2 separate regions of the Homo sapiens genome follow, and region 2 is linked to region 1. The links are chromatin contacts, found by Hi-C or POLR2A ChIA-PET in ENCODE. All regions are on one chromosome and are shown on one strand. Each heading gives the region's core, a stretch centred on a gene start or an enhancer-like site at or near the end of the contact. The rest is flanking DNA. Distances are from core to core; before and after follow the strand shown. Region 1 overlaps TSPAN15 (tetraspanin 15). Region 2 has its middle 13 kb from the start of TSPAN15.

What was found. Hi-C counts contacts between places; a loop is a spot of excess contacts on that map. ChIA-PET counts read pairs that join two places held with the same protein, here RNA polymerase II (POLR2A). Pooled maps may share reads with other maps.
Region 2: a loop to region 1 is called in a map of Right ventricle myocardium inferior, with 2.3 times the contacts of the local background. The contact joins two enhancer-like sites. A Hi-C loop is called at or near these places in 16 of 168 maps with a recorded cell type or tissue (ACHN, DLD1, HL-60/S4 and 12 more) and 4 of 50 pooled maps. POLR2A ChIA-PET finds 5 or more read pairs at or near these places in 10 of 52 experiments (GM12878, HEK293T, HepG2 and 7 more).

The regions. Positions count from the first base shown.
Region 1 is chr10:69,477,087-69,481,458 of GRCh38, reverse strand. The region is part of intron 1 of TSPAN15 (tetraspanin 15); the gene reads right to left. Among named protein-coding and RNA genes, the nearest start is that of TSPAN15, 28 kb to the right of the region's middle. Within about 2 kb of position 1,983, at least 14 of the 41 ENCODE cell types and tissues checked have a DNase peak (open chromatin) inside an H3K27ac peak, as active enhancers do; they include gastrocnemius medialis and psoas muscle, where a contact is called at or near this core.
Region 2 is chr10:69,436,522-69,441,257 of GRCh38, reverse strand. No RefSeq gene overlaps it. Among named protein-coding and RNA genes, the nearest start is that of TSPAN15, 13 kb to the left of the region's middle. Within about 2 kb of position 1,762, at least 20 of the 41 ENCODE cell types and tissues checked have a DNase peak (open chromatin) inside an H3K27ac peak, as active enhancers do; they include gastrocnemius medialis and psoas muscle, where a contact is called at or near this core.

The DNA of each region.
Region 1 (4,372 bases), core at 734-3,233:
CAGACAGAGCTTATGCAGAAACACAGGATAACAGAGGATTACCAGGAAACCATCTCACTTGGATCCAGTACTCTGCTATGTTTCAAGGCTAAGTGCCATTCCCCTTGGTTTGAAAATTAATCCAGGATTAGTGAGACCTTTCCCCCCAGTCTAGAAGGATGCCTTTCCAACACACAGGCCGGCAGGGACTCAAGACACTGACAAGCTCAGCCATCAGCCACTTACTAACAAGTTGGCCTTAGAAGGCAGGACACACACATACACATACTCATCCTCTACAGGAAAATGAAGACCATGAAAAATATCTACTTTTTGGTAGAGAAAGGTAAACCAGAGACTATCTGGACAGACACAGTCATGCTCCAAAACCCAGAACATGGAGAAATCACTGTTTGGGGGCAGCCTAAGTGCCCCAGGTCCTCGGAGAGCAATGGCGAGCAGCCTTTAAAAAGCCAAGTCCAGGCCGGGCGCAGTGGCTCACGCCTGTAATCCCAGCACTTTAGGAGGCTGAGGTGGGCAGATCACTTGAGGTCAAGAGTTCGAGAGCAGCCTGGCCACCATGGCAAAACCCCTTCTCTACTAAAAATACAAAAATGAGCCGGGCTTGGTGGCACATGTCTGTAATCCCAGCTACTTGGGAAGCTGAGGCAGGAGCATCGCCTGAACCAGGGAGGCAGAGGTTGCAGTGAGCCGAGATTGCACCACTGCACTCTAGCCTGGGTGACAGAGCAAGACTCTGTCTCAAAAAAGAAGAAGAAAAGAAAAGAAAAAAAAGGCCAAGTCCCCTTCCTCAGTGACTCCACCCATGAGGAATCACTCACTAAACTCTAAACCTGGACAAATAAAAGAGCCCTGAGGCTCATCCACCTCAAAGCAGAGAATCATGGTTAAATAAGAACCCCATAGAGCATGGAAGTTTTCAGAGTCCAGGCATGGAGTGAATAAAATATTCAGGGACTCGGGTACTGGAAGGTAGCAGAGGTAGGGTTTTATCTTCCATTTTGATGAAAAGCGTAATTCTCACCCTGTCGTGGAACGAACACAACTATTGTATCTTAACATTTTCAGAACTGGCCCGATATACTTTTGAAAGTTCTGTGTTCCCTGTTGTAAAAAAAAAATGCTTCTTCTTCCCTGGCAGGATGGGGACAGCTGACATCCTTCCCCATTCCCCTGCCCCCATCCTGTTCCCATTCCTCCTTCCTGCCTGAGACTGTGCTTCTGAGTTAAGGTAGTCTGCTTTGGAAACCATCCCCCAAACACCAGAGCTGCCACTGGCCCCAATGCTGAGCAGAACTGACCCCAGCCCTCTCCATAAAGGCAGTCAGTGGCTTCTTCTATTTTTACAAGCTCCCCAGAGCCCTGGGACCCACTCCAGAACACCCTTGCTGGCAGAAAACAAAACCCCTTGCTCTGATCTCACTCTCTGCTGTTATAAAGCATTGCCATTTCCTTGCTAGTTAGCCTTGAGACATTTCCAGACCATAAACCCCATGGGAAAAGCTCCCAAAGCAAATGTAAACCAAGAACTCCCTCAAGCAATCCTAGGCCCTATTTCTCCTGGTCTAGCAGAAGGAGCTGCCACCCCAACCCTCCCAGCAGCCTGGCAGGCAACTCCCAGGCAGCTCCCCATACAGCACAGGCCTCTCTGGCCTCCCCATTCAAGTGCTCCCAAGAGCAGCGGGCATGGGGAGAGGCCAGCATAAACCTTCCCAGGAACTTCAAAATTTCCAAATGATATTTACATCTCTGATGACATCAGTTTATCCATCTGAGGATAAAATTATCTGTCAATGCCAGCATGCAATCCCATCCGCTCCACTCTGCTAATTATAGCCTTCCACTAGGCAGCCGGCCACTCAGCTCTAGAACAGGAAGCAAATGGCCCATCTGTCAAGCAGGATGGCCTCAGCTAAACAGGGCTGGGGGTGGGGGGCACACGGCCATGCCCATTTGGGGCCAAAGAGGGAAAGTGCGTGCTGCTGGCAGCCCACAGCCAAGCCCAAAAGCCCAGGCTTTGTGAACCACGTGGCATCTTCAACAGGCTGCAGAGGAGCCCTGTGGCCCAGCATGAACCAGACCTGAAGGTCCTCTGCATCCTGGAACCCTGCTTCCTCCTGTGCAGGGAGAGGCCCAGTTCCAGGCAGCTGCTGGGAAGCAGGAGACTCTGTGAGGCATTCCAGCACCTGTGCCTCCTGAAGGAAGCATCTGGTCACCCGTGCCGGCTGGCTCACCACAGCTGGGGCAAATCTGCACTTAACGAGGACCTGCAAGGCCCATTTTCACCCCCAAAAGGCAAATACTAGGCTCTGTTGTGTTCCAGGCCCTGTATTACGTTCTATAGGCTCACAAGGGGCCAGAAGACTATTGAGAAGGGAGAGTAAGAGAGGCTGGAACTGATGGTCCAATGGATGGAATTTAGGGAGCTCTCAAACTGGAGATGGAGAAAAATCCACATCTTTACTTTTGTTTACCTCTAACTGAAATATCCCTTCCATGTGGGATGTGGGCAACAAACTGAAGTAGTATTAACGGCACCTGCAATTTTGTCACCAGTAGAAATCACTTTACAATTATTCTGAATATCTTAAAATGTCATTTACATTCCTCATTACTTCAAAATTATGATAGTATTAGGCTCACTGCTAGATCTTGTGATTGAATGCGCTGATAAAGTTGCACATTATTACATCAAAAATTTGGTTGTATAAAATGTTAATAATTGTATCCTACTATAACTGGTTTCTTTTGTATCCGTGTGTATTTCGTTTTATGCATTTAAATATCTTGTTCTGAAAAAGGATCGATCCACGGGCTTCCCCAGAGAACCAAAGGGTCCCTGGCACAAAAAAAGAACCCCTGGTCTACAGGAAGCAAATATCATTCCTGCCATGGAGAGGTGAAGAGGGCTCTAGGAATTTGAACAAAAGTGACAGGGAAGAGGGAGAGCGCAGAACATCAGGATGAGCCCCCTGCCAGAGCCCGCATTTCCTGGAAGGCCCTGAGAACCACTTCATTCCACAACCGTCTCATGGAGTATTTGAGGTCCAGGGCTCCGTGTTGGACCAAAACAAAGCGCTTTTCAGACTTTCTAGCTTGAAAGGGGGTGGGGAAGAGCTAAACTCCAAGGCTTGAGAGAGGTTTTGAATAAAGTGGGACTAGCAGGACCCCCTCCTCCTGCCCAGAGAAACCCTGCACCTCCCTTCCCAAGGCCCTCTGTCCCGAGGCCCATCCTGCCTGGCCCCAGACCAAGCCCACCCTGCAGACAGCCACCTGCTCTGCACACTGCCACCTGCTCTGCACACTGCCACCTGCTCTGCACACTGCTGCCCCAGCTTCTCCTGTCCCAGAGCAGGGTGCTGGCGGGAGCAGCAGAGGCAACATAGAAGGCAGGAGTTCTGGGCCTCCATGGGTGAGCTCAGTACCCTTGGCCATGTCACTTCCCGCTTGTGGGCCTCATTTTTCACCTGTAAAACAGTAAAGCCTGTTGGCTCTTATAGTGATTATGCTTTGCCACTATCCTGTCAGGGGTCATACCTGCATCATCTCATCTCCCTTAATCAACATACCCCCTCAAACATCCAAGGAACAACTAATCTCGTTTTACAGACTAGGCTCAAAGAGACTAAGCAGCACAGAACCCATGAGACAGTCAGGATTCACAACCAAAACTCGTCTGCCTGGCCAGCCACTAAGGCTACCAGATGGGCCTTTTATGAAGAACTGGGGGGAAAGGGGTGTGAAACACCTTTGCAAAATACAAAGCCGACAATAGCGGAGCAGCAGTGCTGAGAACTTCCTAGATGATGCCAACACCTAGTGTGGTATCCACGAGCCACGTGTGGCTAGCAAGCTCTTGAAACGGGGCCCTGGTGCCTGAGGAACTGAACCTTCCATGTTATTTTGCTTTAAGTTAAATTCGACCACAGGTAGCTGGTGGCCACATTTTGGACAGCACAAGTCTAGAGCATCTCTCGCTGGTGCTGCCCCTCACCACTCCTACAAGGTTCCTTTCTGAAGGTAGAGCCCATCCTTATGAAAAAGGTGGCCGGGTGCAGTGGCTCATGTCTGTAATCCCAGCATTTTGGGAGGCCAAGGGAGTTCGAGACCAGCCTGCCCAATATGGTGAAACCCCAACTCTACTAAATATACAAAAATTAGCTGGGTGTGGTGGCGTGCACCTGTAGTCCCAGCTACTCGGGAGGCTGAGGCAGGAGAATCACTTGAACCCGGGAGGCGGAGGTTGCAGTGAGCCAAGATTGTGCCACTGTACTCCAGCCTGGCGACAGAGTGAGACTCTGTCTCAAAGAAAAAGAAAAAGGCACATGCTTCAACCCTCCTGCCACAAGCTAGGGAAGGCTCAGCAAGTATT
Region 2 (4,736 bases), core at 513-3,012, 40 kb after region 1:
GTCACACCTCTATAAAAGAACATGGTGGAAGGGAGTTCTCCTCAAATAGAAACATGCAGATGTCAGGCCAGGTACGGTGGCTCACGCCTGTAATCCCAGCACTTTGGGAGGCCAAGGTGGGCAGATCATTTGAGGTCAGGAGCTCGAGACCAGCCTGGCCAACCTGATGAAACCCCGTCTCTGCTGAAAATACAAAAATTAGCCAGGCATGGTGGTGGGTGCCTGTAATCTCACTCTGGAGGCTGAGGCACAAGAATCACTTGTGTACCCGGGAGGCAGAGGTTGCAGTGGGTCAAGATCACACCACTGCACTCCAGCCTGGGCAACAGTGGAAGACTCTGTCTAAAAAAAAAAAAAAAAAAAAAAAAAATGCAGTCATTCTTCTCCCATATGACTAGTTTCCCAGCCTGGACCCCAGGTGCAACTGCGCATCTTTTGGGACTTGTTCATTTTTCGGGTGTGTGTGTGTGTGTGTGTGTGTGTGTGTGTGTGTGTGTGTATGAAACCCTCAGAGAGTAGAGGCAAAATCTTCCCTCACCCTCAGAGGGAAAGCCTCAGAGACCCCCAGGGCCACTTCCCTTCCTGACAGTGCAGGGCTGGCCCTGTACTTGGCATCCGCCGTTGTAAGGTATCTGTCTTCTGGCTGGCTTTCTCTGTCAAAATTTTTTGGATTGCTTGATAGTTTATTATACCTAAAAAAAAGCTTTTAATCTTTTTGGACCCACCTAAATCAGTGCTGTGAGGCAGGGTGTGTAGCTGTTTGTATGCCCAATTACAAATGAGAAAACAGGTTAGACTATTTCCCCAGGTCATTGAGGGAATTAGCAGTAAACCAAGACTGACAGTAGTGATGATTCAAGAGGTCCCAGAGCTGGGAGGATCTTTAGACATAATTGTGTCCAACATCCACATGAGTGGATAGAGAAACTCAAGCTAAAAGGGTGGTGTATTGCTCACGGCTATATATTTAAGTTTGTGTCCTCTTCTATTTATGGGCTGTATTGCACAATAAAATGTTTTCTAAGTGAAAAATATCCTGTTTAATTTTCATGTCTATGATGATTAGTGAGGTTGAGGATATACAGTTCTGAAAATTTCCTGTTTTTATCCTTTGCACGTTTTCCAGTTGAGAGATTCTTGTAAGTAGCCAATGCCAGGTGGCTGGCAGGCTGAGAAAATGCCATTCACACCTCTTATCTCCACAGGAGAGGGGCCCTTCCAGATGAGGAGACTCCAGGCTGATCTTGCAGGGCTTTTTTTTTTTTTTTTTTGTGGGCGGGGGGGGATGTGGACAGAGTCTCTTGTCCGTCACCCAGGCTGCAGTGCAGTAGTGGTGCAATCTCACCTCACCACAAACTCCGCCTCCCAGGCTCAAGCAATCCTCCTGCTTCAGCCTTCCAAGTAGCTGGGATTACAGGCACCCACCACTACACCTGGCTAACTTTTGTATTTTTAGTAGAGACGGGGTTTTGCCATGTTGGCCAGGCTGGTCTCAAACTCCTGACCTCAGGTGATCCACCTGCCTTGGACTCCCAAAGTGCTGAGATTACAGGCATGAGCCACTGCACCGGGACATCTTGCAGAGCTTTGACAGAGGAAGAGTCTCAGAGCCATCTGCCTGCAGGGGCTGGCCTTGTTGGGGTTCAGCCAGGCATTCCGGGGAAGCAGCTGGGGAGCACTGGCTGATGGGATGTTGGACCAGGCCTGCCTGACTCACACTGGAAGAGGTTGGATGCCCCGGTGCCCGGGCATCATGCCCCGAGCAGCTCCATCTGTCATTCAGGAGGGCAGGGCAGCTGCTCTGGGAAAGGTTGGGTGCTGCTGGGGGAGGGGAGCCTCAGGGAAGTTAGCTGTGCTCCCAGGGCAGTCTGAGGGTACCAAGGATAGAGTACTAGGGGACACTGAAATGGGGTCTGGATTTGAGCCTGTGGCTATAGAGGAAGGTGGGCAAAAGAAGGGCTGGAAGGCTTTTACATTCAAAAACACACATGGATCTGCTGGTTCATGAGCAGCAGTAAAGGAACCACAGCGTCTGGCCATGTGCTGGTTGCTATGGGACGCCAGCAGCCCTTAAAGGTGGATTTCACAGTTTGCAGTTGACAAAGCACCTCCACCTCATATATTAGAGCACTTTCCAAGTGCAGATTTACTCGGAGAGTGCCCCCTTCCTTGCTGGATTGTCAGCACTGTGGGTGGAAAGAACCGTCTTACTTCCAGATGCCACCCCAGTGTCTGGGTGCCTAGGGGTGCTGGACACAGGTAGATGCTCATTAAACATGGAAGCCAGCTGTCCCCTCAGCCATGAGGGCTGACTCTCTGGCAGTCACACCTCAGACTTCTGACAGCTGAAGACTTCTGCAGAATTCAGCAGAATTCTGTCCTTCCCCAGGCTTCCCCTGAAATTCAGTCACCATTTGATGACAATCTTGTTGGGTCTCCTGGAGGCGTCAGTTCTCTGCTCCCAGACTTTCTGGCTTTCTCCTACTTCCTATATTTTCCCTCAGGGCATTTTAACTTCCTCGTTCCTGTCTACTGAGCTCAGCTCAGCGGCAGCACCTACTTTCTATCTTACACACCCAAATCCCTCTCAGCCTTGTTCAGAAAAAAACAGATGGCGCTTCATTAACAAAATATAATCTTCTGTTACAACATGTGTCGACTAAACCGTTGTTTTTCTTTCTCATGGGTCATCATAATCACTCTGTGTGGAGAAAAAGACAGGAAGGATTCTCCCAGGTTTACCCAGGAGGAGACAGTCTCAGATTTTTTGCCCAAAGTTTCTCACTCTGCCAGAGCAAACGGCCCTGAGCATTTCACAACGACTGCAGAGAAACCAAGTCAGCCTTGAATTCCTGGGGGATAGAAGTAAGGGGGCTGGGTAAAGACCACTGCTGGGGGCTGCTGAAAAATTCACTGTGGGTGCACAGTTTCACCTACTATTTAGTGGTTAGTTATAGTGCAGTGTAACTGCTGTGAGGGTACCTTGTAATTAAAGTCAGCTGGAGCTAGAGGGGTCATAGACTTCTTTTAGTAAAGGATCTAAACTCCCTCCAATTTCACTCTCTCGGGAAACCACGTCAACTGCCCCCAGAACGTCCTCTAACTTAGCATTGCTCATATGTTTTTAACATTACCTGGAAATGTATGATATACTATAGCACAATGTGCATATGAATCACGCAACTGAGCCTGAAACAAACTCGCCCTTACCATGTGATGCATTCTTTTATTTCCTATACCATCCTTTTGTCTGAACTCTATTCACAACCCACTCATCTAATTCAATCAAACTACTGACAGAATGCCTCCAGAGAAGCCTTGCTAGGCCTGTTTTGGGAAACAGGAAAGATGCACTTGGATTTACAACATCTGTTTGTACAGCAAATATGGAGGCATTAAGCAACAGTCAAACCTTTATAAATATGGCTCCAGTGATCCTGAAAGTCCCATGATGAAGCGTTAAATGCCAGTGTTCCTCACCTCCCTTACCCTGTCAGTTCACTCACTCTTTGGGTAACATAATCAGGAAGCCCTGAGGTGCACCTGAAGACCAGGAGAGCCCCTACCTCTCCAAGGACAAGAACAGGTTTGGGGCTTCTGTCTCCTGAGCGAGAGCTGAAAGGCCAGCAGAGAGAAGGCATCAGTTGGCACGGAATTTCTGGTGCCTGGAGATGACCCCACCAGCAGAACTCTTCTCGGGGAAGGGCTGCTTCTGCTGCAGGCTGTGCGTGGTCCTTGGGGGCCTGCCCTACCCACCTGACGTCTGTGGAGCAGGGGAAACGGCACTTGCTGACTGATGGATCCTAGCTGGCTGTGAGACTCTGAGGACAAGTGAGATGGAGAGAGTGAAGAAGTGACAGTTTGCCAGACCCTTCCCTCGCCATGGGCCCAGGAGAAAACAAAGTAAATGATCTTCCAGCACTTACTGGTTTTGCCCTACTCTAGAAATATCAACAGCCTTGTCCCTATGGGAACCAAGAGGAAAAAAACATGAGCAAGTAAAGAAAAATCGCACCTGTTTAAGAAGACTCGGTAACACGGAGGAGGAAGCCCCAGGTGAACTAGTAGGAAAGGCAGAAAAGAACCTCAAAGAAAAAGGAGGGAAAAGGGTATGGGAACTCTCAAGATGTGATCACAGCACACTCAAAAAGATTCTTGCAAACTAACATACATGACTTTCAAATATAGCAATTCATTAGAAGACAGTAAATGCTGGGAATTGAATCAGTGGTCTGGAAGATATTGGGAGAGAGACATCTTGCAGTATAGAGCAAAAACACAAAGAAGTGGGAATCTGAAAGGAAAGAGAAGAGACGTGGAGGCGAAATCCAAGATGAAGAAATGTAGCAGCTGCTGTTGGCTGCCTACTCAGCCCCATTTCCATCCATTCCCTTCTCTGACTCCACTATGGAGACTGGAAAAGTAAAATGTACTCGTTATCAGCTCCCCTTGCTGGATGACACAGTTCTGGCCAATGGGACATAAGCTTCCAATAAGATTTTCGCATTTTAAAAAATATAAAATGCGACCAGGTACAGTGGCTCACGCCTATAACCTGCAGCACTTTGGGAGGCCATGGCAGGCAGATCATGAGGTCAGGAGTTCAAGACCAGCCTGACCAACATGATGAAACCCTGTCTCTACTAAAAATACAAAAATTAGCCAGGTGTGGTGGCATGCGCCTGTAATCCCAGCTACTCAGGAGGCAGAGGCATGAGAATCGCTTGAACCTGAGA